Regions from separate parts of the Homo sapiens genome. Here region 2 is linked to region 1. Evidence: chromatin contacts called from ENCODE Hi-C data. All regions are on one chromosome and are shown on one strand. Each heading gives the region's core, a stretch centred on a gene start or an enhancer-like site at or near the end of the contact. The rest is flanking DNA. Distances are from core to core; before and after follow the strand shown.

Region 1 (2,700 bases), core at 114-2,613:
CGTATGCTTTCAGATCTTCATAAATGCAAATCGCTCCTTCTGGGGTGGGTGAGCAAGCTGAGCCGCAGAGCTGCCTTGGGAGGCGATGGGGTGAGGTTCCAGAGGGCAGGAGGAGGGAGCAGTTCACTTTCATGGACATCTCTGCACAAAGCTCACCCAGAGGCAGCCCAGCAACCACCCATTGCCCACCCCACTCCCTACACTCCTCTCAGAGGGCTGCTGGAGATGGAACTGGCTATAGACCCATTGCCCATGTAGGTAAACGATGCAACAGCCTGACTCAGCAACCTGCCAGAGCTAGGGAAGCTGGAGATTCTCCATAGAAGGCCTGGGTAAAGGGACCCACCTGAGTTCTGAGCAGGTTTTGCCCCTGGTCGTGCTGGTTTTTCTGGGCTTTGCCAATCTTCTGGGTCCCTACCAATGGTGAAATTCTATCTCCTGAACTTCCTCATCTAACCACATCCCCAGTCCACTCCAAGGGCTAGAGTACCCCTCCCCTTCATCCTCGCAGGAGGCCTCAAAGTCCACCGCCAGGGCTGAGGCTCAATGGTGTGTGTGTGTGTGTGTGTGTGTGTGTGTGTGTGCTCGCGTGTGTGTTGGTGGGAGAGTAATGGTAACATACAAGTCCCAAACCTGTTCTTCTCGGACCTGGGAAGAAAAGCTGTCAGGTCTGGCAAAAAGGTGGAAACTTGGTCTCTGCCAGGAGGAAACAATCAGTTCCTCACCCTTCCTGGCTGGATCCTAGCACATGGGAAAAAGACAGAACACACCCCATTTCCGTGGGTCCCTGGGGGAAGGAGCAGCCGTAATTGGGGAAGTTTCAGAACATGGAAACCCCTTAATCTTGCCCAATGAGGGCATTCATCGTTGGCAAGGTCAGAACTCCAGAGCCACACCCTGCCTGCCCTGCTCCCAGGATGGCATCTTTCCCTCTCGGGAGGGAGGCTGCCTCCTTTCATCAGGCTGAGTAGCGGGGAGGGCGATGGTAATCCCGGGGATAGGAGGGGCTAGGTAAAGGCGGATCCGATGGAGCATAGCTTCCAGGGCGGGGTGTTGGGTCACCTGGGTAAGGGTTAAGAAGCTGGAGGCAGCAAGCCAGTTTTGAGTGAGGGGGGACCTGAGTGAGGGGAGAGGGGAGGTTAGGAGGGGGTGAGCTCTCCTTCTCCCTGCAATAAATCGGCTTAGCGGACGAGAGCCGAACAGCCCAGAAAGGATTAAAGAAAAGTCTGTATAATACGCGGAGAGCGCGGCGAGGGGAGGGCAAGGAGGGCGGGGGGGCGGGGAGAGGGGGAGGGACGGAGGGAGGGCGAGAGGAGGGGGGTGCTCGCGCCGCCGGGAGAGGCGAGCGCGAGGCAGAGAGCGCGATTCGGCTCCAAACTCCGGCGCTGCAGCCGATCGGACTCTGGGCCGCGGTGGGCACCGCGCGCAGCTAGGGAGCCGAGAACCGCGGCGAGCCCCGAGGACGCCCAGAGCGCGAGGGTCGCTGCGCCTCGCAGAGCCGGAGCCGAGTCGAGCCGGGCGCCCGGGCTGCCTGGCCGCGGCGGCATGGGGGCGCCCCCGCGGCTCTCCGCGCTGCCCGCCACCGCCTCGGCCAGTGGCCGGAGGCAGGAGCGCGTCTGAGCCCATGGCGAGGGGACCCGCCGCCACCGCCTCCACCCCCGCCGCCCCGCCACCGCCGCCAGCTCCCGGGCACCATGCGAACCGCCCCGAGCCTCCGCCGCTGCGTCTGCCTGCTGCTCGCCGCGATCCTGGACCTGGCGCGCGGTGAGTGCGCGGGCGCCTGGCGGGAGCCGAGCGGTGAACGTGCGCGGGGACGGGGTGCCGGGGGAGGGCGCTGGCCGGGGTCGCTCCGAGAGGCTCGGGCTACGAGCACCGGTCCTGCCCGGGGTCTGTGGAGCTGGTTGGCTCGATGAGGGAGGGAGGACGCCTCTTGGAGAGCGCTCATGGATTTGTGCCAGGGTGTGTGTGTGTGTGTAAATTGTGTGTCTTTGTTGTGTGTCTGGGTGAGGGTGTCCGGGAAGGAGCTGTGTGGGCAGAAGGTGCGGGAGTGTATTTAGAGATGCAAGTGTGTGTGTGCGTGTGTGTGTGATGGTGTGGGGTCTGCGTGTGAGTGAGCGAGGGTCTGGATGGGTGTTAGAGTGTCTGTGTCAGTTACATGGAGAAGGTGTGTGTGTGAGAGTGTGAGCGAATGTTGGGGGGAGGGTGTGAACATGTGCCACCTTCCCTGTGAGGGTGTGAAGTGTGTGAGCTTGTGTCACTGTGGGTGTGAGGTGTTAGGGGGTGGGTATGTGAGGTTTGGCGTTTCACGTGTGTCCCGAGTGTGCAGGTCTCTAGGGGTGTACGACAGCGGATTACTATTTCTGTGTGCACAGGAGATGGGACTGTGACACTGGACAAGAGTCTGCTTATGTGGGATGGGTGGGGGTGCAGGTGCCTGGGAGTCGTGGGCTTCATGGGGCTGGGAGTGTGTGTATGCGTGCCATGGAGCGTGTGGTTATCGTGTGCAGGGAGGTATGGACGCTTCCGGGGCTGGGGAGTTGTGAGCAGCTCAGTGTGTGTGTGTGTGTGTGTGTGTGTGTGTCCCGCCGTGTGGACTTGCTCCCGGGTTAGGCTAAGACAGCTAGAAGGAGGTTGAAGCCGAGCGGGTTCTCCGGAGCCAGTGAGAGGTGGCTCCGCAGCCCCAGGGTCCGCGGCCGGCCT
Region 2 (2,700 bases), core at 153-2,652, 520 kb after region 1:
TAGAGAGAGTATGAGCTCAACAAGTTTTTCATCAGGGCCCCCATTCCCAGAAGGCCCCCCCAAAATCTGATGAGCCCCTTGTGCTAGGAGAGTGGGGAGAGGAGGGAGATCTGTCACATGCTGCAAGGGGCAAAGGTCACAGGTGAGGCGAAGGGGAGGGATGGGGACACCCTGGGGCCAGCCAGCGGTGAGCGCCCCAGGCTAAGACAAGGCTGACCCCACTGCCGAGAGAGGGCGGGCAGGGGGTGAGATTGAGGGCTGGGTTCATTTTATTGTATTTTGCCTCCAGCGTGGGGCCAGAGACGCTCTTTCCCCCGGGAGACAAAAGGCCTGCAGTTGTGGCGTCCTGCCCCGCTGGGAGGGCGTTTCGCCCCCAGGACTCGGTGTCCCGAGGTTGAGGCTACTGGTCACCCTGGCTTCAGAAAGCGAAGAATTCAGGAACCTCTGATCACCCCACCCTGACTCCTGATCATTCAGTTGGGGCGTCCCCTCAAACCCACCAGCAAGGAGCTCAGAGTTGGTGAGTTCAGAGCTGTATCAAGTCTTGACGGGCTCCCTCCCTCCCATTTCCCACCTCTTTGGGCCCCCAGATCCTCACACCAGCACCAACTCCCTGTAAACCCAACTACCTGCTGGAAAGGAGTTATAGGCCCGGCCTGGGGGCCTGAGGAGGACGGCGGCGGCTGGAGACGTCTGCACGGGGCGGAACTGGAAGGGGAGGAAGAAACCTGTGCCTAGCACTTGGCAGACCCACTTTGCCAAGCCTCGGAACCAGATACGGTTACTGGGGGCTTCTCAGAGCGGCAGGAAGGTAGAGTAAGAACCGGACACCGGGGCTCTGACATTACACAGAAAAGGTCAGAATTCCTCCCTTCAAGTCACCCTAGGCCGGTTCCCGGGGAGCCTCACTGGAGGAATTTCAGAGGGTGTAAGACGAGGGAGAAGATGAGAAATAGGGCGGACTCTGGCCCTCGGAGGCCAGAGAAAAGGCGAGACTCCAGAGAGGCGCCGGACCCGAGGCAGACATTCCCATACAGCCGGGACTCCGAGAGCAGCCGTGGGCGACCTGGGGGCCGGGGACTCGGCGGATCCGGCCCATTCATCAAAGGAAGGCACTGGGACAAAGTTGGCCCCCTCCCCTTCTCCCCCAGCCCCCAACTCGCCGGGATCGGCTCCCTCTCTTTTCACGGCGGTTCAAATTCTCCCCCAAAACGAGGTCGAGCCGGGGATTAGAAAAGAGGGAAAAAAATATTCGTTGGCGATTTCTTTTCGTTATTGGTCCTCCGCTCCCTTGCGCCCTGGCCCCCTTCCCTCCTCATGAATAAAAGAAAAGTCCGAACCTATCAGATCGCGCTCACTGCCTCCTCCTCCTCCTCCTCCTCCTCCTCCTCGTACTTCGGTGAACACTTTTGCACAACTTACCCAGCTGATCACTCGCGCCCCCTCGCTTTTCCATTTCTCTTTCCCCAACCCCGTCACCCCCTGTCTCCTCCGTCCAGCCCTGAAACCCGAGGAGGCTCCTTCTTCCGTCTGTCCCCGGGTCTCCTAGGGGACGGGGCTGTGAAAGCTGGTGTGGAGGGAGAAGCGAGTGTGGTCCGGAGAAAGAAGGCGTGGAGAAGAGGGAGGGAGCGAGAGCGAGAGAATAAATATATAAATAAATACGAGAACGAAATCCACTCCGCAGTCTCCGGGCTCGGAAACTTTGGCCCCGAGCGCCAGAGCGCCAGAGCGCGAGAGCGCGGCGCTCGCCACTCTGAGGCTGGCGGCCTCGATTCCGGCCGCGTTCCCCCGGCCCCCCTCCGCCGCGGGGCCTGGTCTCCGGGTTCTGCCAGGCGCATCAGCCCGCACAACTTCTGGCCGAGGCCAGCCGGCAGAGGCGGACTTGGGGTTGGAGTGTTTGTTTGTTTGAACTTCCTCGTCGTCGCCACCTTCCCTCCCCCCAACCTCCACCCCACCTCACCCCCCTCCCCAGCTTCTGGACGCGTTTGACTGCAGCCAGGGGTGGGGGGTGGGGGTAGGGAGTGTGTGTGGAGGGGAGGGAGAAGAGGTTAAAAAAAAGAAGACGAAGAAGACGGAAAGAAAGAGATCGCAGCAGGGGTGAAGGGAGCGGACGGGAAGCGATTTTTGCCGACTTTGGATTCGTCCCCGGCGTGCGCAAGAATGGCGGCCCTTCCCGGCACGGTACCGAGAATGATGCGGCCGGCTCCGGGGCAGAACTACCCCCGCACGGGATTCCCTTTGGAAGGTAAGAACGCCCAGGCTGGCCTCGCCGCGACTCCGCCGCCCGGAACTCGGGGTCCTTGGAGAGGCTGCGGTCTCCAGGGGACGGTGGCGGCGCCGGCGATAGCAGAGGGATCCCGTTCTCTTCTGGGTCCCAGTCCGGGCGCGGAACCCAGGGAGTTTCTGGGACCCATACTTGTCCGCTTCTGCGTGGGTTTCACTGCCCGGCGGCCTTCGTTTCGCAGGTCGCTAGCTGCCGGTCTTTACCCGCAGGGCTGAAATTCTGGTAGATTTGGACTCCTAGTAAATATCAGGTCCTGGTGAATTTCAGCTCTTTCCACTATTTCCAGACACTTCTTCCCTGACAGTTTCTCGGCTCTCCTGGCTCGCTGGCTGCCAGCTTTCTACTCTTGTTTTGAATTATTTTTTCCACCCCCGGGATTGGTCTTCCAGTCCTTTATTTCGAACCACCTACCATGG

What was found. A loop is a pair of places that touch in the nucleus more often than their neighbours do. Pooled maps may share reads with other maps.
Region 2: a loop to region 1 is called in a map with no recorded cell type, with 6 times the contacts of the local background. The contact joins the promoter of PAX7 here to the promoter of IGSF21 in region 1. A Hi-C loop is called at or near these places in 8 of 37 single-sample maps with no recorded cell type and 9 of 50 pooled maps.

The regions. Positions count from the first base shown.
Region 1 is chr1:18,106,435-18,109,134 of GRCh38, forward strand. IGSF21 (immunoglobin superfamily member 21) reads left to right here and starts at 1,364. Exons shown (of 10, transcript NM_032880.5): 1 at 1,364-1,764. The coding sequence starts at 1,695.
Region 2 is chr1:18,629,444-18,632,143 of GRCh38, forward strand. It overlaps PAX7 (paired box 7), which reads left to right and starts at 1,403. Exons shown (of 9, transcript NM_001135254.2): 1 at 1,403-2,245. The coding sequence starts at 2,161. RefSeq lists promoters at 1,087-1,872, 1,276-2,186, 1,910-2,186.